Linked DNA regions of Homo sapiens: region 1 is linked to region 2. The links are chromatin loops, found by intact Hi-C in ENCODE. Cell type or tissue: thyroid gland. All regions are shown on one strand. Links, peaks and the distances in the headings refer to the core of each region. The heading gives the core; the rest is flanking DNA. Region 1 overlaps COL25A1 (collagen type XXV alpha 1 chain). Region 2 has its middle 28 kb from the start of SEC24B.

Region 1 (11,844 bases), core at 1,835-9,834, 570 kb after region 2:
AGGTGTCACAAAGCCCAGAAGCAGGCCACTGTCTCCTCTGGGGAGGCTGGCTCTCTTTGGCCCACCCAGCTCTAGGAGTGGTGGCAGGTATTGGTCTGACTCAGGAAATCTGGGTTTCCTTTTCCCAGTCAGGCAGGTGACACCCAAGAATGTGTTCATGCCTCTTTATTCTTCTTAGACTACCTTACCTTCCAGTAAGGCCAGTGAGTAACTATCTCAGAAGCATGAATTAGACTTTGGGGTAAGAGTACTATCTGGGAGGGGGGGTCAGAAGAGAGAGCCCCATCTATCAGCTTTGTGATCTTAGTAGTCGTTTAATCTCTCTGGGCCTTTTTCCCCATCTAGACTAAATCAATGCTTCCTACTCATGGATTTTTTTTTTTTTTTTTTTTGAGATGGCGTTTCGCTCTTGTTTCCCAGGCTGGAGTGCAATGGTGCAGTCTTGGCTCGCTGCAACCTCCGCCTCCTGGGTTCAAGTGATTCTTCCGCCTCAGCCTCCCAAGTAGCTGGGATTACAGGCACCCACCACCATGCCCGGCTAATTTTTGTATTTTTAGTAGAGACAAGGTTTCACCATGTTGGCCAGGCTGGTCTTGAACTCCTGACCCCAAGTGATCCGCCCGCCTCGGCCTCCCAAAGTGCTGGGATTACAAGCATGAGCCACTGCGCCCGGCCCTACTCTTGGATTTTAAGATGCCACCAAAAACCAGCCTGGTCATAATGACTAAGGATAATGCCACCAAGATATTTAATTTCATAAGTGATTCAGATATGCCATCACCATTGGATTAGGAGATGCCCAAGATGCTTTTGATTTCTAAAATGCAACAATTTATTTTGTCCATACAACTTAATTCTTACTTAAATCATAAGTTTCAGATAATTATAAAGTTGAAAAGACCTCATAGATATCTATGCAAGTTCCCTGATTTCATAGATGATAAACTTCAGGCCCAAACAGTTTAGGTTATTTGCCCCTAATTACACAGCTAGTTCATGACAGATCTGGGACTAGAACTTAGGTCCAGACTTGAAATTTGGTCTTTCTGTCACTGGATTTAACCTCAAGTACCTCAAGACCACGTGCTGAAAGTGCACACACATGCAAAGCCACGGATCTCAAATTAGTCACTGACTACTGAGCCTTGGCCTTAATATGGTGTCCTCAATCAATAGCATTCCCGGGATACTGTCTTACCAACACCAACACATTTGGACTTGCTATAGTGGCTGTACTGCAAACATCCTATCTTCAAAATCCTGAAAACTTTTTATGCCATGCCAGTGTGTTCATCATTTTGCAACCCCCTTTGAAAGTTCAAATATATAGCATGATTCCATGCATGAATCTAGCTCAGTGTTTCCCAGAATTTCCTGATAAGAATCACCTGGGAGACTTATTAAAGATACCCATTTCTGTGTTACCATGGACTGGGTGGGGCCCTGAACTCTTTATGTTTAACAAGCGCTACACTGACTTATATCATCAAGCAAGTTGAGTAAATACTGCCTAGGTTAAAAACCCCTTCTGCCATGTCAGTATAGCCTCTCCCCTTTCCCGCCCCCACCCAGCAAGACTCTATAGGGTATTTGTGTCTGAAATCATCTTTCTTTCACAAGCCCTTCAAGATTTTCTTGGCAAATTAATGTCTACGCTTAAAAGTTGAAAAGTATACAGGTCAGAACTTGATATCTAACATGCCGTTACTGATGGAAAATAGGTATACTGTATTCCTTGGTTTTTAAAAATGGAGTCAAGAATTTATCATTTACCGTGGCTTTTATAATGTCACGCTGAGTTAAATTCATACTTTCTTTATTCTAACACTGGGCAGATGGATAGTTAGTAAAACTACATCTAAGTTCTTTGATCTTCATATTTTCTCCTGGGATTGGTGATTTGTTGATTAGTCCATGTAGGGATCTGACTTGGCAAGGGCAGTGAATGAGGACTTGCTAAATGGCATTACTTCAAACATCAGCTGCTACGTTTTTAGTTCATTCCCTTGGGCAACATGCTTAAAGGCTTAAAATATCTGTCTATAACCCTGTCCTGCATATTCCAGTTTTCCATTCCAGCAGAGTGGGTTTTTTTTTCTACCGAATCTTCTTCAGCATCCTCCACTCGATTGTCTTTGAATTATTTGATCATAAAAATGTGGTATAACATGAATTTCCTTGAGATGGAACTGAAAAATTTAGGAATTCAACCATACATATTTTTATTGTAAGGAGCATACTTTCTTGGGAGTTTTGGTTTCTAGAATATTAATTGTTGATGTCAGTTTAGTAACTATTTTAACTTTAAAAATTAATGTTTCGTGCAAGACAAATCTAGCCTGACTCTGCTGTTTCCTAAAACTGGAATCTGCAACTATTTCAGAGACTGGCTCTCTTCTCTCACAGTTTAAACACCCATAATAGCAACCAAAATTGGCATTTGCTTTTGCATTTAGGGTGAACCAGGGTTAAATGGTGTTAAAGGATTGAAGGGTGAACCAGGTCAAAAGGGTGACAGAGGACCCCTTGGTCTTCCAGTAAGTAAAGAAAACTTTCCATTTTAGTGCAAATCTCAGATTTTTCTTTCTACCCTACATGATAACTCTGGTTTACTCAGCAGCTCGTACTGTTGAGGTTTCTGTAATTAGAAAACATATTATATTAGAGCAGAGCTCAGCCCAGTTTTGTTTTCTCTGATGTCTTCTCTTGTGTCAGAGGAAGACCCACAACAAACAATGCTATAAATGTCCTGTCATTCTTCAATTACATACATGCCAACCTTCCTCTTTTAGGGCTGACAATTCCTCTTCCATTGTCCCCTTCTTTTAAAAGTGTTGTGCTCATTATTTCATAGTTTCTCCCAAACACTTTTTATAATCTAGTGCAGTTTAAAATGCTTCCTCAACTGTTTTTTCTCCTTGGATACCAAAAACTGTAGCCCTCTGTTGGTGGCAGGTATGGAATTGGCCATTGTTGATGGAGTGAGGTCAATGCTGTGGCTCCTTACATTAATCAATCATATCATGTTCTACGTGTTTTATGTTGTTTGTTTTGAAAATTCCCTGTTATGAGGTTCTTGTGGCAATAGTGAGTCGTATAAAAGAAGTATTTTGCAGTTGTTTAGAGATTTTTATTTTTAATGAAGAAGGAATCTCCCCCAGGCTCTTCATTTTCTTTATGTCAGCCTTCTTTCCACAACAACTAAATGGAGATTTTTTTAAATTGTTATTAAATACGAGGCTTTAATTTCAAGCCTTTAATATGCTATCTATTTGGTGAATACAGATACAAATCAACAAAGAACAATATAGATTACATTAGTAAAATATGACATAAAATCAGTAACAGAATATAGTTTATACACAATTTGAAATGTGGGAGGAAAAAAAAGCTGATGACCACTTTTTCATTTTTGCCATGGTTATTATACTTCACGCTAGTTGATAGCAAGTGCCTTACATACATCCACCATATGATGGTCAATAGTTATTTATTTATTGAATGACTGATATAAACCTTGTATTAAAATATAGGTTTATTTTATTTATTTATTTTTGAGACAGAGTCTCTCTCTGTCACCCAGGCTGGAGTGCAGTGGTGCCAACTTGGCTCACCACAACCTCCATCTCCCAGGTTCAAGCAATTCTCGTGCCTCAGCCTCCTGAGTAGCTGGGACTACAGGTGCATGCCACCATGCCCAGCTAAGTTTTCTATTTTTAGTAGAGACAGGGTTTCGCCACGTTGGCCAGGCTGGTCTCAAACTCCTGACCTCAGGTGATCCACCCGCCTCGGCTTCACAAAGTGCTAGGATTAAAGGCATGAGCCACCAGCCCAGCCTAGAATATAGGTTTAATCACACCAGTTAGATCAATGGACCATAGGCATAAAACCTCTATAATATATGTGAGTCATTATTTCAGCATTCTAGGTAGATATAATATTATCAGTGTAAAATTATTACAGTTTCCCCATTTATTTTCTTTTTTCTTTGTTTGAGACAGTGTCTCACTCTGTCACCCAGGCTAGAGTCTAATGATACACTCACAGCTCACTGCAGCTTCAAAGTCCTGGGCTCAAGCGCTTTATTTTTAAAAATATTTTATAGAGATTGGGTCTCGCCATGTTTCCCACGCTGATCTCTAACTCATGGCCTCAAACAATCTTCCCGCCTCGGCCTCTAAAAGCTCTGGGATTATAGCTGTGAGCCACTATGCCTGGCCTACATTTGTTTTCAAATGTTATAATGTAACTGAAGAAGGTATCAAAAGGCAAAAGAAAGTTTGGATTTTCTATTTTATTTAAACTTTCAATCTGATTTATTTAAAGTCTGCCCTTTTTTAAAATTTAGGGCTATTGATAATTTTTATGCAACATTTAGCTAACAGCTGTACCTATGCTAGCCTTAAACAAATGAACAACAATATATATTTTTATTGTAATTATTGCTAACAAAAGACGTATGTAAGGCCGGGCACGGTGGCTCATGCCTGTAATCCCAGCACTTTGGGAGGCCGAGGTGGGCGGATCACCAGGTTAGGAGATCAAGACCATCCTGGCTAACATGGTGAAACCTGTCTCGATTAAAAATACAAAAAATTAGCCAGGCTTGGTGGTGGGTGCCTGTAGTCCCAGCTACTCGGGAGGCTGAGGCAGGAGAATGGCATAAACCCGAGAGGCAGAGGTTGCAGTGAACTGAGATCGCGCCACTGCACTCCAGCCCGGGCAACAGAGCGAGAGTCCGTCTCAAAAAAAAAAAAAAAAAAAAAAAAAAAAGACGTATGTAAGCCGGGCACTGTGGCTCACACCTGTAATCCCAGTACTTTGGGAGATGGAGGCAAGTGATCAGTGGAGATCAGGAGTTCGAGAACAGCCTGGCCAACATGATGAAACCCTGTCTCTACTAAAAACAAAAATTAGCCGGGTGCGATGGCGCATGCCTGTAATCCCAGCTACTCGGGAGGCTGAGGCAGGAGAATTGCTTGAACCTGGGAGGTGGAGGTTGCAGTGAGCCAAGATTGTGCCATTGCACTTCAGCCTGGGCAACAAGGGTGAAACTCCATCTCAAAAAAAAAAAGAATGTATGTATTTTGCAGTTATAGTATGGCTCATGGATTATACAGAAGAAATTTTAAAATAAAAACTCAAAATACTCAAAATGTATGTAGAATAACATCATTGGTAGAGTTTTCATCTGGAATAGATTTTTTTTTCCATTCTGTATTATTAACTGCATCTGAAGCATAAAATTGGGAAATAGTTCTGCAATCTTGACAATAGAATTTTTAGGGCCAGTGCATTTTCTTTCTTAAATACTCCTTGGTCTAACCAATATTTTTAAAGGACTATAAATAAATATTTGGGCTTTGAGACACAAAAACCATATTAAAGAAATAATTGTACTTATTCTTGAAACAAGCATTGAAAATGCCATTGTTTAATCATACGCTATTTATTTGTAGCCTAGAGTTCAAAGTGAAGAAAAGCATGCATTGTCTGAGAACATTCGATTTTTAAAGTTATTTCCCCCATCAGGCTTTGATGCAAAGATTATTTGAAGGAATTGAGAAACAATTTAGTTTGGAAGTTATTTTTTGCTTGGTCGCACACATTGTTTTCTGGCTTTTTCCCTTTCCTAGAAGTCCCTCTAGTGGAAAGTAGTGTGAACAGTAGGAACAACCCAGAAAACAATGAGTAATTATTGTTCATGTAAAATCCACTAAGAGTCATCCTAACATGTGAAAACCCTGTATTTGTTATTCATAAATACTGTTTTAACAAGTATAACCAGAGCTCTTTCTTCTCCTCTGAAATGCTAAATTTGATTGATTATTATAATGAGCGCTTTTTTAGGAAATTACCGTTCTTTTCTCTTCAGAACCTAAAGAAATATATGGTGAATAGCACAGTCTTTAGAAAATGAATTTCATATGGAAATTAGATAGAAGCCTGCAACTGTTATGAGTAACTACTTTGTAGCCCAGTTTATACACTTCATTAGCTTGATTTCTAAATAAGAACTTGTCAAATAGAAATGTCATTAAAATGCCATCATCTGTGGGGTGTTTGTCATGTGTTTTTTTTTTTTAACTAACAATTTGTAGCAATGTGATATTCATCCCAGAACCCTGTAACTGCGTATTATGTTGTTTGAAGTGTTACATTTGTTCATCGGTACCTCATACTAATCTCTGTTCTTGTCATTCGTGTTACACCCACCAACCCTGCTACCAACCAAATCACACAGGGAGCATCTGGCTTAGACGGAAAGCCAGGATCCCGGGTGAGTCAGTCCCTTGTCTTGCTCTGACATGTTTTGTGGCTGTGAATCATGTGCTTCAGCACAGACCCCTTTGCTCCATGTCCTCTCATCAAATGATGAGGGTGTACTTAGAGCTGGAGTAAAAGGGGAAGGTGGACAAAGATGGCGGCAAAAGGGGGAAAGGTGGACAGAGGACGGTTGCAACTCTGTCCGGAGAACAGCTAAACTGCCAGAATGTCTTTGTGAAGCTCGTGTTCAAGTCTGGATAATTTGCTAGGTGGGAAGAATGACCAGACTAATGGGCTTCATTGTCTTAGAATTCCACATGAATTTTTCCAGAACCAATAGACAGACATCCCCTACAATTCCATGAGAGCGGCCCTCTGAAGAGATTAAAATAATGTGAAATTATTGTAACTTGCTTTTCCTTTTAGACTGATGTCCATCAAATGTAACTTCTTCCTTGGCACTAACTTTCAATTTCTGTTCATAGAAATGACTTGTCTGTCTTCTGTCATTTTGTCTTTTTTTCTTTGGTTCTTAACAGCTCCAGCTCTTAAATTTCAGCTACAGATACTCAGTATTTAGAAGTCTTCTGAAGGTGAACTTTGAATTCAGGCAGTAAGAAAAATATCAGTTAAGCTGATGAGAATTCAGCAACATTAGAATGAATTTAAAACTCTGAATTCTTTCTTATCACAAAGCTCTCACAGAATAAACCAGAATAGTAGAACAGAAATGGGAATACTAAAGAAAAATCATGCTGGAATAGTTCCTACATTTGCAAATATTATAATCAATTTTTTATGAATCTAAGCATAGTCATACTGGAAATGAGCAAGTATACTTGAAGTCCTGGCTACAGTTTTAAGAATCTAAAAGAAATTCCCATCTTTTCAATTCTAAAAACTTGTTTCAGGCAATCATTATTTTCACTGGACCTCAGCGTTCTTACATTCATTCAAATATCACCTCTTCTACTGCAGAAATCCTAATCCTGAACTAACCAGGGGGACAAAGGGGAATTATACCTTTAAGTCATCTTGGCTGCCTGGTTTGTGAGTTGTAAGCCTAGTGACTGGCCACTGCCGCAGAATCTGTAAGAATGATTCCTTTCCTGTAAGCCCCTGCTGCCCCCAACAGAGCTGCAGGAAGTTTTTGGATTGAACAGTTACACACTGTTTTCATTTACTTAATAATTTTCTTCTACTTGTGTAACAGTTCAAGCCTCTTAAACAGCTGAAAACAAGAGTTCAGAGCACGCCCGGTTAAGGGTGGCAGTGGGTGTAGAGAAAGGGCTTGAGGAAGAGGTGACAGGAAGGAAAAACAATTACATTTTTCTTCTTAAGATTATGGGGCAAAGTGAAGATGCTTTATTTATTTATTTATTTATTTATTTATTATTTTTTGAGACGGAGTCTCGCTCTGTTGCCCAGGCTGGAGTGCAGTGGCACGATCTTGGCTCACTACAGTCTCAGCCTCCCGAGTAGGGGAATGCAGGCACCCGTCACCATGCCCAGCTAATTTTTGTGTTTTTAATAGAGACGGGGTTTCACCATGTTGGCCAGGCTGGCTGGCTTCAATCTCCTGACCTCAGGTGATCCACCCACCTCAGCCTCCCAAAGTGCTGGGATTACAGGCTTGAGCCACCGCACCCAGCCAGTGATGCTTTATTTAGTCAGAGGAAAAAGATATAATTAAATATGATATGCAGCTTTTCGTGTGTGCCTTTCATTGAAACATGCAGTTATATACTTCATCCTTTTTGCATGAGTTTCTTGAAAACCGCTGGCCTGAAATAATCAAGCATAAAGCACTTTGAAAGGAGATGAGTTGTCTTACTGATATTCTTAGGCACCATTCACCTAGGAAAAATCCAGGATAAATTATAACTGCTATTCTTGCAGCCCTTGTGATATATCTCATATTATCTTTTTTTTAGGGTACAGATGGTCCTATGGGACCCCATGGCCCTGCAGGTCCCAAAGGAGAAAGAGTAAGTTGTTGCTGAGGTTATTAAGCTTGTACTAAAGAAAACACAGAGCATGGCTTTTCCATATTAATTTAACTGTTCATTTTTCAGAAGAAATAAAGGGCTATCTAATATTAAATAAAAAGAGATACCATCCTAAGTTCTATTCAGAGTCCTAATATTGAGAGAAGAAAACCACAGAGCATAAAATAGAACACGGCTGCCTTAATAAAAACAATACATACATTTACATAGCTAAAATAAATAGCTCAGATGATTCTTCCTTCACCCATAAGGAAGATATTTTCATTTGGCCTTTATCCAGAAAGTCGAAGTCAATGGAGCTAAAATTTCCGGAGTATGTATTCTGGTTGATAATCTTTTATATAAAGCTACTGTACTCATTCAGAGCAGGTTATAACTTTTTTCCAAAGGAAATAATGAAACCTAAGTATTCTTTTCTGCACAGTTACAAATGCTCCCCCTTTTTTAAAGCTAAAGGATAGGCTGTTTTTCTTTAACCATAAGGAAATAATTTCAGTGCATTATAAAATGAAAACCTTTCACTAACCTCTCTATTGCTAGGCCATGTTTCCATATCTTTTGGGGGAAAAAAGACATTCAGAATGGAAGATAAATGGTCATCTGTCTGGAACTTTCTTCTCTCTTCTCCCTCTCATGCATGCGCTCTCTCTCTCTCTCTCTCTCTCTCTCTCCCCCTCTCTCTCTTTCTGTTTTTCTCCCACTATTTCTTTTCCTCACCTTGGAAATCTTAGAATTATTTTTGTGTGTCTGAGTGGAATTATGTCATCAATTTCCCTACCATCCAGGAGAGGATATAAAGAAAGTATTTTAATAGTGAAGTCTTCAAAATGTCGGAATGATTCACTGTGCAAGTTTGTGGTCTTTTAAAAACTAGATAGATTTTCATCAGTCTGAGATAATTTGCTTTAAAAAAAGAGGGCCAGTAGTCATTTCTTTAACATACCTTCCAATTCCATAATTCTGTGTTCTGTAGAGTGATCTCATTCATTCAGGAAATATTTACCAAATGCTACTATGTGCAAAGCATGGTATTACTAGTGTGAAATGGAAACTCTCCTCCCACTTAGGTAAAGCCTATTTTGCTAATTTGCTTCAGTACATTGAATAATACCATTATAATTGATTAATTATCTCTTGGTCTTTTATTAATATTTTTATTAATATTTATTAATATATACTGAATGCTGCAAAAAAAACAGCTATTCTTCCTGACCTAGAAGAGTTTACAATCTAATTGCAGAGAAAAAAAAATGCATGAAGGAAATAACCAGAGAATGAGGCCAAAATAATACAAATAGTACAAGCTGTACAGTGATGAAGATTGGCTTTATCCAAGAATGCTTGTAGAAAGAGATGAGTTCTAAGGGAACATGTAATCTGAATGTGCAATTGTCATATTTCTAAGATCAAACCAATGACTTCTGAAGATCATCTTAATTAAAAATATTTAAAAGCTAAAAGCCTCAACGCTGCTGATGCAGATTGGCTTTCAAGCATTGTATGAAGAAACCCAGCCCATGTACTAAAAATGGAGCAGCAAATCTCAGGCAGTGTTTTGGCAGAATGCCCTGGGGCTCAAGAGGGTTTACCGTGTGGTAAATCAGCTGCTACTTCCGATAGCTCCACAATGTCACAAGAGTATCAGGTCTCAGTGCTGGAGCAGAATTAACCAGAAGAGCAAATGAAATTGCTAAGAATTTTGAAGGCATAGTTTCAGTCAAATGGTGTGCAGCGTAAAGTGTTACTCTTGTATTTACTCAGCATGTTAACTATCTTAACTGGATCATATATCAGTACTCTCCAAGTGCCCCTCACTGGAAGTGCTAAACTGGAGTGTGATTCTCAGAGTTAATTGATAGAGGCGCCATCTGGACTCTCCTGAAAAAGTTTCAAATTTTAAAGAAGTCAGAATCGGCAAAGGGAGGTGTTCTAGGATAATGCCTCAGTGTTGATGTGCAAATTAAAGAACCCGAATGAAATTAGAACAACCTAAAAGAAACCACACATTTGACAGCCAATGTTATTCAAACATTTTCAAGTGTATGATTGACAGCATCAATATTCCACTCTGCAAGCATCTGATCCTCCCTACCTTAGCTGATTTCTTCATTTGGCTTTGGAACTCTATAAATGTGTTAAGCTTGAGAGGTTGAAAAATACTTTTGGAATTGCTTAATCCAGGAAAAGGAGTTGTACATTCAAATCCCCGTGTTAATATTTCATTCCTAAAAGTTTTCAAGCTCGAATCATTAGAATGCTTTTTGGCTCTAAGTGACAAATTCAAAATGGCTTACACAATAAAGAAATACATTATTTTATATAAGAAAATATTCAAAGGAGGACTCTAGGTTTTGCTTGGGAGCCCTTTTCCACATGTTGGCATTGTCTTCTGACCACGGACAAGCTGGGCACAGTGGTCCAAGCATCCTCTCTGGTGAGACACTGGCAGAGAACAGAGAGACTACCTCATGTCTCTTCCTGAGCAGAGAGGAACCTTCCCCAGAGCTTCCCGGCTGATGCCCCTGACACCTCATTTGCCAGAACTGGGTCAGCTGTCCATTTCTGAGGCAGTCACTGGCAAGAGAAATGGAATTGTCGTTAATAGCTTAAGTAATTTTTGGGGGTGGGCTGTTCTAGAAGAGTAGTTTCACAGACAGCTGTTTTAGTGACAGCTTTATTCAAATAAGCCATAGTATATTTGTTTTAAGAATAAGACAAAGCCAAGATTCTCAAGTGAGAAGGGAATGGTTATATCAAAATAATCTATGGAGATTTTTCCAATTAGACCCACCCTAATCTGTGGAGTTATTTCAGTTATTTCAAACTAGACATAGTCCAGTTTATGTGGCTCCTCCCTTAAAACTCTCACCTCCCACTACACGTGCGTGTGTGGGCGCACACACACACACACAGATAGATAGATGATAGATAGATAGATAGATAGATAGATAGATAGATAGATAGATAGATACACACTTACACATACACACCTTACTAGTTATTTTGTTTGGTTGTTTTTTTAGAGATAGGGTCTCACCTTGTTCCCCAGGCTGGTCTCAAACTCCTGGCCTCAAATGATCCTCCTGCCTTGAACTCCTAAAGTGCAAGGCATAAGCCACTGCGCCCGTCCTTTGCTCCATTCTTAAAGGGACTGTTTTTGATATTTCACTATTAAGAAATATGCTGTAGATATTTTTTATAGATGTCTCTTAACAAATTAAGGAAATTCCCTTCTTAAAAAAATGTTTAATGTTTCATTTAAAATCTGGCCACTGTGCTGAGTGCAATTGCTTCTGCTTTGGTAATAACCGTAAAGTAATAATGAATAAAAGTTCAAACTTTTATCGTATTTATTTTCAGTAATCTCACCCATACCATATTGCCTCTAGGTGACAGTGTTAATTAGTTCCACTGACCCCTCAAATTTAGATAAAGAAAATGCTATCAGGGACCTGAAATTTGCTCACACGGGAATCTGGAGAAACACAGGCATATCAGGTGGCTCTGCAGGCACTGTTATCAGCTGAACCTGGCGTTTTGCCAAGAAAAAAGATTTGCTAACCTTTAA
Region 2 (11,844 bases), core at 2,433-10,432:
TTTCCAGAACTGTTTCCATGTCTCCACTCCCCAATCCATCCTTCTCCCCACAAGCTCTCTCCTACCACACAAACACACCAAGGGCCTCTTAAAGCTTTCTCCATCCATAGTGAGAGAGAGAGGGGGGAAAGAATCAAGTTTGGTATGCTGGAACATACATGTGAGGCAGAAAAGTTCTGAAAGTTGAGAGCAGCTTATAAATAACTCAGGTTAGATGTTGCCGATGATGGGAAGTATATATAGGAAACACCATCATTTAAAAAATGTATTCTTTGAAAATGAAGAATGACAGCATACAGACCAAACTCCCAAAAGCTTAACAGAAATTCTCATAAAACTGTAGGTAGACTTACATTATATTACACAAATTTTAAACTCTGGATCTGGGCCGAAAACATCACCTGCTTTAGGTCTTCAAATAGACACTTAAGAGCTATGGAATAGTACAATTGACCGGGAAAACACTTTAAGATTTGGTTGTAATCTACAGACTGTCAGCTTAGGGGTAACTGGTAAAGTAATTTGTGCTCTCCTTTTGTCCATTTTAATTGATGATATTCCTCTGCAGCAAGCCTTACAGGAGAAATCGAAACACAGCTGCTACATTGTAAGTCCACAAGTGAAATAAGCAGTGTCCAGTGGATAACAAGAAGGCTCCCAGAATAGCTCCTCAAAAAATCTGCCTTCTTCCTTTACTACCAAGAATCCTAACCTGTAGGCTCAAAGATGATTCAAACATTGAGGGCAGTGGTACTTGGGATTCAAAGGCACATTGGTGCAGAAAGGAGCCCATAGCATGCTGTTGACAATTTGACCAGGTGAGTCAACAATAGCAAAGAAGGCCTAGAATATGAGCTTTGAAATCCGAGTGCAAAGTCACCCCTACGAGAATATACCTGATTTATTTTGTTTGATTATATTGACACTTTTGCTATTTGTCATCATTTCAGCATGCATGCACTTAGATTTGTTAGTCCCACTGTCCTGTAACATCTCCCAATCCAGAACACATTAATGATCAGTAGACTGTGGCTGTCCAGTTTGGTGTCACCTTTAAGGGGCTCCTCTCTCCACGTAGGCCAGGCAAGACTTCACTGCACATTTACAGAACAAGGACCTTCTGTCTCAGATGCCTGACTCACCAGCTCCACTGCCCTGCATTCCGTTCTCTCACTCTCTTGGCTTCCAGTGTTGTTGCCAGTGGTTTGGGTCCTCACCCTACTCTTTCACCTCAATGCTTAATATAGCCATGTTTGGCTTTTGAATTTGCTTTTCCTCTCATCTACATTTTCATCTCTCCACCGTGGCTTGAAGTAATCACAATTTTGGGATAACAAAGCCATTCTATGCTTGGCTTTGGTCAGTCCCTAGAATTTACCAAGTCACAGCCAGGTGAGGTGGCTCACGCCTATAATCCCAGCACTTTGGGAGGCCAAGGCGGGCGGATCATAAGGTCAGGAGTTCAAGACCAGCCTGGCCAACATGTGAAACCCCGTCTCTACTAAAAATACAAAAATTAGCTGGGCGTGCCGCCTGTAATCCTAGCTACTCGGGAGCCTGAGGGAGGAGAATTGCTTGAACCCAGGATGCGGAGTTTGCAGCGAGCTGAGATCGCGCCACTGCACTCCAGCCTGAGCAACAGAGTGAGACTCCGTCCCAGAAAAAAAAAAAAAGGATTTACCGAGTCACTTCCTGCCCTTTGTTATGGACTCACCACCAATCTGTCCCAGCAAGGCCCAAATACTGTTTAAGGAGTGATGGTAGTGAGTAGCCTTTTAAAAAGTTTATTCAGGGAGGTTGAAATAAAGAGGTTGGACATGTAAATGGGGAATGAAACAATGGGTAAACTCACCTGTTCAGATTATTCAGCTATTCAGAAAAAGAATACATGCCTTAAGTCCTCCAAAGGAATACAATTTGATGGCATTAACATGTTGCTTTATTAAAATGTCCTGTATTTATTTGGCATATATATTCCATTTGCCTATTAAACTCTTAGCTTCTCAAGGGCAGAGATTGAACCTTCTCTTCTTTCCCCTGCTGAATAGACACTCAATTTTAATTTTAATTTTTTAATTTTACAAAAATTGAAATAGTGTCTCGCTCTGTCACCCAGGTTGGAGTGCAGTGGCACCATCATAGCTCACTGCAGCCTTGACCTCCTGGGGTAAAGCGATGCTTCTGTCCTAGCTCCCTGAGTAGCTAGGACTACAGTTGACATCACCACACCCAGCTAATTTTTAAAAAAATTTTATGGAGATGGGGTCTCACTATGTTGCCTAGGCTGGTCTTGAACTCCTCACCTCAAGTGATCCTCCTGCCTCAGTCTCCCAAAGTGCTGGGATGACAAGCGTGAGCCACCATGCCTGGCCTAGAGTCCATGTTTTAAAGTGACAGATTCATTAAACCAAGGCCTATATGTCTGAAGTGTGAGTTGTCGATTTGGGTATAGATGTCACAACCCATGTAGAGGGCAATTCCTGTGGATTGTAAACACGGTAAATCATACTGTGTGGCATTGTTTCCCCTACCTCCCCACTCAACCTCAAAACATGGACATTTTTATTCAGGTGAAATTCCATTAAAGTAAATTTGACTTTATCAAGATAACCAATATTGGGATCTTCAGTCAGTAAAACTGATGTCCGTGTATATTGTACCCGTGTGTATGTGTTTATGCATGGTAGTGTGGTGGCACAAGGCTGGGGAAAAATTAGTGACAATTATCAAAAGAAGACAACATTTAGCCTTTATTAGGGGTCTGAGGAAGCGGGGTGGGGGGATTGTCGTTGCCAGACCACTTATCTTTTCCCTCTTGCATTACTTAGTGAGTGGCTTTGGTAGGTGGAGACCTTAACAATACATTTTCCTCTCTAGCATGCTGTTTTCACTGTCTCTACTCTAGTTCAGGTCTTCATCAATCTCAGACCTGGATTATTGTTAATAGCCTACTCATTTATTTTCCTGTCTCTAGTTCTTCTTCTAATCCATCCAAAACACCCTTGTAAGATTAATCTCCCCAGAGTACAGGGCTGATTGTGTCAACTGTTTAGTCATAAATGTCCAGTCACTTTCATTTATTTAAATTCCCCATTTTTCCTTTGTTCAGCACCATCCACAGTCTAGCTCTAACCGAGGTTTCCTACTCATCTCCCAGTAGTATCTTCCTGTACATTCTCTTTCTGCTCAGTGGGGAGCTCACCGCTCCCCAACACCCACCATGCTTCTGCCCCTAGGCAGTTCCAAAGCTGACTGCCCTTCCCTGCAATGTCAGGCATCTGAATCACTCGCATCTTCCAAGGCCCAACTTAAAAACTACCATGTCCAAGGATCTTCCCTGAACAGCCCTCTGGAAGTGTTATCTGCCACCTCTGTTTTGCTGCAGTATATTATAGTTTTATATTTCTCTACTCTTTTTTTCATTCTTATTTATGTACCTGAACTGAGTGGTTAAGTGCTGTGGGCTAGATGGCCTAGATTTTAATCCCAGATTTGGTCATTTACATGATCTTATTTATTAGCCTTTTTAAGTCTTGGGTTATTCATTGTTAAATTGATAATAATTATAACTACCTCATACTTTCTTTGGTGAAGATTAAATGAAATAATGAATATAGTACACTTACCCCAATTCTATTTTAATTTTTAATTTTTTTTTTTGAGATAGAGTCTCGCTCTGTACCCCAGGCTGGAGCGCAGTGGTGCGATCTCGGCTCACTGCAACCTTTGCCTCCTGGGTTCAAGCGATTCTCCTGCCTCAGCCTCCTGAGTAGCTGGGACTACAGGCGCACGCCACCACACCTGGCTAATTTTTGTATTTTCAGTAGAGACAGGGTTTCACCATGTTGGCCAGGATGGTCTTGATCTTCTGACCTTGTGATTCACCCACCGTGGACTCCCAAAGTGCTGGGATTACAGACGTGAGCCACTGCGCCCAGACTAATTAATTAATTTTTTTAAGAGGCAGGGTCTAGCTCTGTCAGCCAGGCTGGAGTGCAGTGGTGCATTCATAGCCCAGTGTAGCATCAAAATCTTGGGTTGAAGCGATTTTCCTGCCTCAGCCTCCCAAGTGTCTAAGACTACAGGTATGTGCCACCTCTTATGGCTAATTTTTATTTGATATTTTTTGTAGAAATGGGGTCTTGTTCTATTGCCCAGGCTAGTCTCAAACTCCTGGGCTCAAGCAATCCTCCGGCCTGGGCCTCCCAAAGTGCTGAGATGACAGGTATCACCCATCACAACCAGCCTTAACCCAGTTCTGAACACACAGTAAATGGTTGAAAGTTATAAGTTATTGAGTTTGTTCTATTGTTATGTTTTAGTGTCCTTTCTAGACTCTAAGTTTATTGAGTGTTAAATCTGTCTCGATGGCAGGGGTCAGCAAACTTTTTCTGTAAAAGACAAGATAGTCAGTATTTTAGGTTTTGCTGGCAAAATATCTCTGTCATATATTCTTTACTCTGTCTGTCCCCTTTCTAAACAATCTTTTAAAATGTAAATTCATCCCCAGCTCACAGGCTGTAGAAAAACAGGCCACATACTAGCTGTGGTTTGCCAACCCCTGCTCTATAGTCCATAGTGCCTGGATCAGTGCTTTTCATGTAGACGTTAACTGAGAAATGTTGTCTGGTTAATTCAACAAGTGATTGCATGATTGAACTCTGTAGAAGTGACTGTGTTTTTTATCTTTTGCAAATGACTCCCTTTGCTCCTTTTCGCCTTGCACCATTCTAAGTCCTGAATATTTCCAGTGAGTCTGATTCTATGAACAAACTGGCTGAAGCCCCTAAAGCATGGGGCTGTGGGTGAGTTGTCCCTTCTACACAATGCTTCCTCTCTGGGTTGTCAGTTTGTTTCTGTTCCAATCTAGCCAGGGAGTTGTATGCTGAGTCAGGGAGCATAAATTATTCTGGGACAAAAAGTGGTGTGACTATTAGAACAATGTTAAATACTGTATTATTGCATTTAGATGGCAGCTCTTTATGTTTCTCCATGAATGTGTAAAATCCTTGCTCACACCCTGATTTTAATTGATGTCTGACAAATCCAGACTTACTGTGGCAAAAAAAATGACAATGTTAATATTAGCATAATTTTTCTCTTTGCTAACTGGATTTACATATCAACTCCTGGGATAGCATACATTATTTTTTTCTTTGTGCCTTGATTTAATCACAACAGCAACAATTACCTCTATTAGGCCTCTTTCTATAGATATATAGGAATATGGATGAGGATGAATGGCTTACTCTGAGAATTATTATTACTAAAATCTAAGCATTGGCTTTGCTTCCCTTACAAAGTATACATTAGGAAATAATTAGTATTACATAGTAAATTTGAAGCACAGACTTATATGTATCTTCACACTTATTTTAAAATACTTCTCTTTTATCTTTTCACAATGACTGTGAGGCTGATTATTGTTCTTATATTAGGTGAAATCTGTAACTTCACATGTTGGCTCACCAGAGCAATATTAAGAGAGATAATCATCAGCAATATCCACACAAATTGCATTCCTTAAAGCAAACCAATTGCTTTGAAGGTAAGCGAAATGATTCTTCACGGAGAAGTACCAAAATGTCCACTATGTGGTGCTGCTGTACCTGAATTACACAAGGAGGGTAAAACAGTACACTGTACCCTGAATTACACAAAAGAAGGTAAAGAAGTACACTGTACCCTTAATTACACAAAAGAGGGTAAAGAAGCACAAAGTAATAATAATTTCACCCACAAATTCATTATCATCATTGTTCAAGCAATTGTTATTGGGAAGACAAAGAAGAAAATATGTGATACTGAAATTATTACTATATGATGTAAAAGAAGCTATTTTTTTTCAACTTTGTTTCATATATGGAGAGAAAATTATCTTAGGAGAGAAGCTAATAAGTCAATGTGGGTGTTAATTTTTTGGAAAAACAATCAGAAAGAATACATAAACGGAAATTTTAGGGCATGCAAAAATTATAAATAAAGTCTGTGTGCATCTATATATACATACACACACACACATACACATAGAGAGAGAGACTTTAGCCAATGCTATATTTTAACAATGTTGAAAAACTTTTGGCTAAAATAACAATTATTAATCTGGGAATTTCATAAAAATTTTTTAGCAATCAGAATTTTACCAAATATTTTTCAGAATTTTTTCTGTAGCAATCAGAATTCTGTAGCAAGCCAAGTCATAAAAGAAAAAGAAAACCTTAATTTTGATTTCGACTCAAAATTCAAGCCCTATTTATTTTACTTTCAGGCCTATGGAGTAGCAATAGTTGCCAAAATACTAAACATAAGCTGTAAATTTTATGGACCATGCTTTCATTTACTTTTTAGGATTGAGATGTTGGAAGCTTTAGAATGTTGATTATGATGATACCCAAGACTCAAGTTTAAGAAGGAAAGGAAGCAATAAGATCATGCCTGCTATTAGTATAGTCGTCACAGTTATTGTGTAAAGGTAATGTGAAACAATGCAGAATATTTATGTTTTAACAGTTTCCATTTTATGCGACCTGTGGGGAATGAGAGTTATCCAAACTATATAGGCTGTGCCCCTCTTCCCTCCGAAGCAGCGAAGCCCGCGATGAGAACATTACTGCTGCTCTGGTACTTCCCTCTTATGGAACAAATTTGCAAAGTCTGTGGCAGTGATTCATAGTTCAGGAAAGACACACCTTTCAGAAGCAAAGATGAAGAAAGAAGGATGTTATATGTTTAGTCTTTGCTATTTTTACTCTCTGGTTTTCAGTTAAATTGTGACTTACAATTATTTGGTTATGGTGACCCATTAATTCACCAAACAGAAGCCCTATTTGAGTCAAAGAATCCTGTTTCCAAGCTTAAAAGAAAATGAATCTGTATGTTCTTATACTTTCCCTGTAATATGTTCTGTCATTTTACTAATGCTGAAAGTCTATCCAATAGACCTGGACTCATCACAAATAAAAATTTAGAGTTTCACAGAAATGGGTAAAGAGCAATTAGTATTTTCATTAAGAACTAACAAATATAAAGATCAAATTAGGGTTTTTTTTTCTTGGCCCTTGTTTATAATATGCACTAAAAATTACTATTGTACTTAGGAAGTATTTTTAATATTGAAGTTGACCTAAATTGTACTGAAATACTTGAACCTTCTGGTTGGGTCATATGGTATGGACTGTGTGCCACATAAAAATGCCTTTTATGTATTAATTGTGCCTATATTTCTTTAGCATCTGCCTCTCTCATTGGACTATAGACACCACAAAGACTGTTTTATGTCAACAGTGTCTATATAAATAGGTGCTTAAAATTTTTTGTAGAATCAACTGGCAAATGAATAAATGATGATAAACATTGCTGAATTAAATAAATGAAATATAAGCCAGGGCTAAATTCAACCTTAGTAAACAAATTTGTGAACTGTGAGCCATCCAGACTATTCCTAAGACTGAGTGTAGAAGTCCACTGGTAGGAGACTTCTACCAGTTTACATTTAAGATCTTAAGGAACTTACCATCTTGGTTGTTTCCTAAACTTTCTAGATCCTTAACTTCTACTGCAGAATACAGTTTTTAGCTTTCTTGCTTTCTTTTCTTTCTTTCTTTCTTTCTCTTTCTTTCTTTCTTTCTTTCTTTCTTTCTTTCTTTCTTTCTTTCTTTCTTTCCTTCTTTCTTCTTTCTTTCTTTCCTTCCTTCCTTCCTTCTTTCCTTCCTTCCTTCTTTCCCTCCTTCCTTCTCTCTCTTTCTTCCTTCTCTTTCTTTCTTTCTTTCTTTCTTTCTTTCTTTCTTTCTTTCTTTCTTTCTTTCTTTCTTTCCTCTCTCTCTCTCTCTTTCTCTCCTTCCTTCCTTCTTTCTTTTTTTTTTTCTGGAGTCTCACTCTGTCACCCAGGCTGGAGTGCAGTGGTGAGATCTTGGCTCATTGCAATCTCCGTCTCCCGGGTTCAAGCAATTCTCCTGCCTCAGCCTCCTGGGTAGCTGGGATTACAGGCGTGTGCCACAATGCCTGGCTAATTTTTGTATTTTTAGTAGAGATGGAGTTTTGCCATGTTGGCCAGGCTGGTCTCAAACTCCTGACCTCAAGTGATTCGCCCGTCTCGGCCTCCCAGAGTGTTGGGATTACAGGTGTGAGCCACCGCGCCTGGCCAACACCTTGTTTCCTGACTCTGCTGTTTCATGACAATAAACCCAACATTCAGATAACCAATAGCTGCATAATACTTTCCAATTTCATCTATGATCTCTAGTCTCACTAGATATGCCAGGTCCATGTCAATAAGCATTATTGTCACCCAGGCTGTAGCGCAGTGGCATGATCACAGCTCACTGCAGCCTTGACTGCTGGGGCTCAAGCGATCCTCTGCCTCAGCCTCTTGAGGAGCTAGGACCACAGCACATGCCACCACACCCAGCTAGTTTTTTTAAAAAAAATATTTGTAGAGACAAGGTTTTGCTGTGTTGCTCAGGCTGTTGTCGAACTCCTGGCCTCAAGTGATCCTCCTGCCTTGGCCTCCCAAAGTGCTGGGATTACAGGCGTGAACCACGGGGCCCAACCTTGTGTTTGGTTCTGTGCTAGTATTCTACATACACCATGATGTTTTATTCCTTTATGCCTTTATTAATTGTGATTTCACCACCTTGAATACTTTTTCCTTCCTTCTTTACTTGTGTAACTGCTATACATTCTTTAAGGCTTATCTCGGGCATTACTAGCTCCATAAATCCTTTCTTGAGGCACAAAGCTGGAGTCCCATAAGCTGCTAAACATAGCTCTATTGGAGAACTTAGTATATTTTGTTTTGGTACACATAAACATTACCTGTTTATACATCCATGTTTTCCATTAGATATGAGTTCCTCAAAGTAAAGCAATCAGAAGCACATTAAAGAGAAATACCTCCTATTTCCATTATCAAATATACAAACCTACTTGTTTCAGTATCCAAATACTCTGTCTTACTTCCAAGAGAAATGGATGGACAGCCATTGATTCAGCTAAGGCCGATTCATCTGTTTGGGCACTTCCCTTGCACTTGATTTACAGTTTGTCTAGGTATAGAATTCTACTTTGGAAATAGTTTTCTTTCAGGAGTTTGAAGCCATTGCTTCATTGTCTTCTTGCTTCCGGTGTTGCTAAGAAATCTAAATCATTCCTATCATTCCTTCTTTGTTTATAAAAAGAACTCTGTATTATAGAAAATTTAAAATATGTTCAAAGAGAATTATATGATGAATATATAATATAATGAATTCCCATGTACCCATCACTCCACAATTGTCAATGTATAGCCAGTTGCATTGCCTCTACAGCACATCCCCCACTTCTGACCTTTTAATTATTTTATTTTATTTGTTTATTTACTTCCTTTTTTGAGGCAGGGTCTGGCTCTGTCACTCAGGCTGGAGTGTAGTGGTGCGATCATGGTTCACTGCAGCTTTGAACTCCTGGCCTCAAGGAATCCTCCCACCTCAGACTCCTGAGTAGTTGGGATTATAGGTGTGCACCACCACGCCTGGCTAATTTTCTGTAGAGATGGGGTTTTGCCATGTGGCCCAGGCTGGTCTCAAACTCCTGGGCTAAAGCAGTCTGCCCACCTCGGCCTCTCAAAGTGTTGGGATTACAGGTGTGAGCCACCACACATGGCCAACTTTCAATTATTTTAAATCAAAATCCAGAATTACTCTGTTTTATTGTAAATATTCAGTATTTTTCTCTAAAAGAGATAAAGGATCATATTTCCAATCCTTTGCATGTAATTAGTTTTATTCTCTCTGAGAGTTTAGGAAATTATTTTTCTTCTTAGAGTTCTGAAATTTTATGATATGTCCATTGTGCCTGTTTTTCTGTGGGCCTTTTCTATCTGTAATCTCATGTTCTTTGCTTCCAAGAAATGTTCTTGAATTGTTTCATTGATGATTTCTTTGCCCCATTACTCAGATGTTGGACCTCTTAGAATGGTACTCTAACTTTCTTTCCTTTCTGTTTTTCATCACTTTGATTTTTGGTTCCACTTTTCTGACAGATTTTCTCAACTTTCTCTTCCTACCCACCTATCACAGTTTCCATTTCTGCTATTATATTTTAATGTCTTAGAGTACTTTTCTAATTTTCTGCATGTTTCTTTTTTGTGGTATCTTGTTTTTGTTTCACGGATGCAATATATTCTCTCTTTTCCTTTTTGATAACATATTTTTGAAGCTTCTCTGTCCTCCAAAGTTGCCTTCTTTTCTTTGCTTATTTTGGGTTCCATCTTCTTGATAGAGGCTTTCTTCATCGAGTGTCTAATTCCTTTGCTCTCTGCTCATGATCAGTAAAGTGTGAGACTAAAAAACTGATGGGCACACTGAGCCTGTGGGAAAGACTTAACTTTGATCTTCACTGAAGTGGAATCTGGGTGGGCCATTTGTAGAGGAACCTCTGCAGTTAGTATCTAGGTCTTGCTCTTAAGCAGGTCAGATTCTGCAGAAAAGAGTTTTTCTCTTTCCTTTCTGGAGGATAAAGCTCTGGCTGCCAGCATTCTGGGAGTCGGATTGGGGAAGAAGACTAGGGTTGTCTGCATTTAGCACTAGATGTGCGATCACCAGATACCTACTCTCAAGACATCCCTCCTCTGTTTCCTCTAGGTTGGGGTCAGGGATTTGGGAATCTAACTGCTTCTCAAACAACTTTACCCACATCTCCTTATTTAGAAACCTGTTTTTACACTCAGTTTTAGATTTTTCCAGTGTTGCCAGTTTCTGATCGTTTTGAAGACTATGGTGCAAATTATGTTGGTTTTGAACTTTCCTTGCTGCCAGCTAGGGATGTGGGTTTCTCAGGAGTGTTAAATCAGTTATCACACATTGGTTAGCTTGCCAACTTCCAAAATTTTGTTGCTGCTGCATCCTTTACTATTTTCCTTACACTAGTAGGTTTAGGTATAAAACAAAACTCATTTATTATTCTTCCGTGGGGTTTTAGGAGGGAGAAAAATAGGTGTGTATGTTCACATCATCTTAACCTGAAAGAGTCCCTCCTTTCCCCCTTTTTTAAACCTTAAAATCCCACAATCATTGTTTAATATAAAAGTGAACCCTGTTTCTCATGGAGGGCTTATTGGTAAGATTTCTGGTGGCCAACACAGCCACCGGGGCCTCTGAACTTCTTGGATTTGCAGTGAGGGGGTCAGCTGGCAGTAGGGGCTGGTTGTACTGGGTGAGGATGTCTTCAGTCTCCTTCTTGGAAGCCTCATCCATGTTTTTCTGGCTCTGGAGATCAACTGGCAGATTTTGTAAATCTAGGCCATTTGACCCATGGGCATACCAGTGAATTGGTCTTTGTCCAGAAGCAGAACAGATTCTGCTACTGTTGCAGTTTGCTTGGCTCAGTCATTTCCAGAGCCATCCGTTCACCTTGTTGAAAGTGTTGGCCTGTTTGCGGTGCACCAAGACCCACATAGACTGCAGAGGGCCCTTGGACAGCAGGGCTGCTGGTGAGGACAAAAGTGCCTACTGTGCAGCTCTGCAACCAGAAAAGGAACGGTCCCTTTTTGAAAATAACCTTCTTCCCTTGAATTCTGGGATTCCACACTTGCCTGGTTTTTTTTTTTTTTTTTTTTTCTTACCTCGCTGGCCACTCAATCAAAAATAATTATTTGAGAAATATTTTTTGGAGTGTTTTCTAGATGCTAGGAGCCATTTAAAATAAAGGCAAAACAATAGTGATCAAAATAGACAAGTTTCTCTCTCATGGGCCGTATATTTTCCCTTCTCTTTACTGGGTTCTTATTGTTTTTCTGGCCTCTAAGTTATATTGGGCTCCAAGGTATGGTCCCTATGCCTTTCCTTTTCTTCCTAAGTGATTTCCTTC

Evidence for each region. A loop is a pair of places that touch in the nucleus more often than their neighbours do. Peaks named below come from ENCODE experiments on the same cell type or tissue, not always from the same donor. Only the 100,000 strongest peaks of a DNase experiment are listed, where the experiment ranks them.
Region 1: it touches region 2 in a loop (4-fold over the local background); 80 of 110 quality-filtered maps call a loop at or near these places.

The regions. Positions count from the first base shown.
Region 1 is chr4:108,828,791-108,840,634 of GRCh38, reverse strand. It overlaps COL25A1 (collagen type XXV alpha 1 chain), which reads left to right. Exons shown (of 38, transcript NM_198721.4): 32 at 8,202-8,255. Among named protein-coding and RNA genes, the nearest start is that of ETNPPL, 72 kb to the right of the region's middle. In thyroid gland, for the core only: a CTCF peak has its summit at 5,653; no DNase peak of the experiment used is centred there.
Region 2 is chr4:109,400,278-109,412,121 of GRCh38, reverse strand. No RefSeq gene overlaps it. Among named protein-coding and RNA genes, the nearest start is that of SEC24B, 28 kb to the left of the region's middle. In thyroid gland, for the core only: a CTCF peak has its summit at 5,582; no DNase peak of the experiment used is centred there.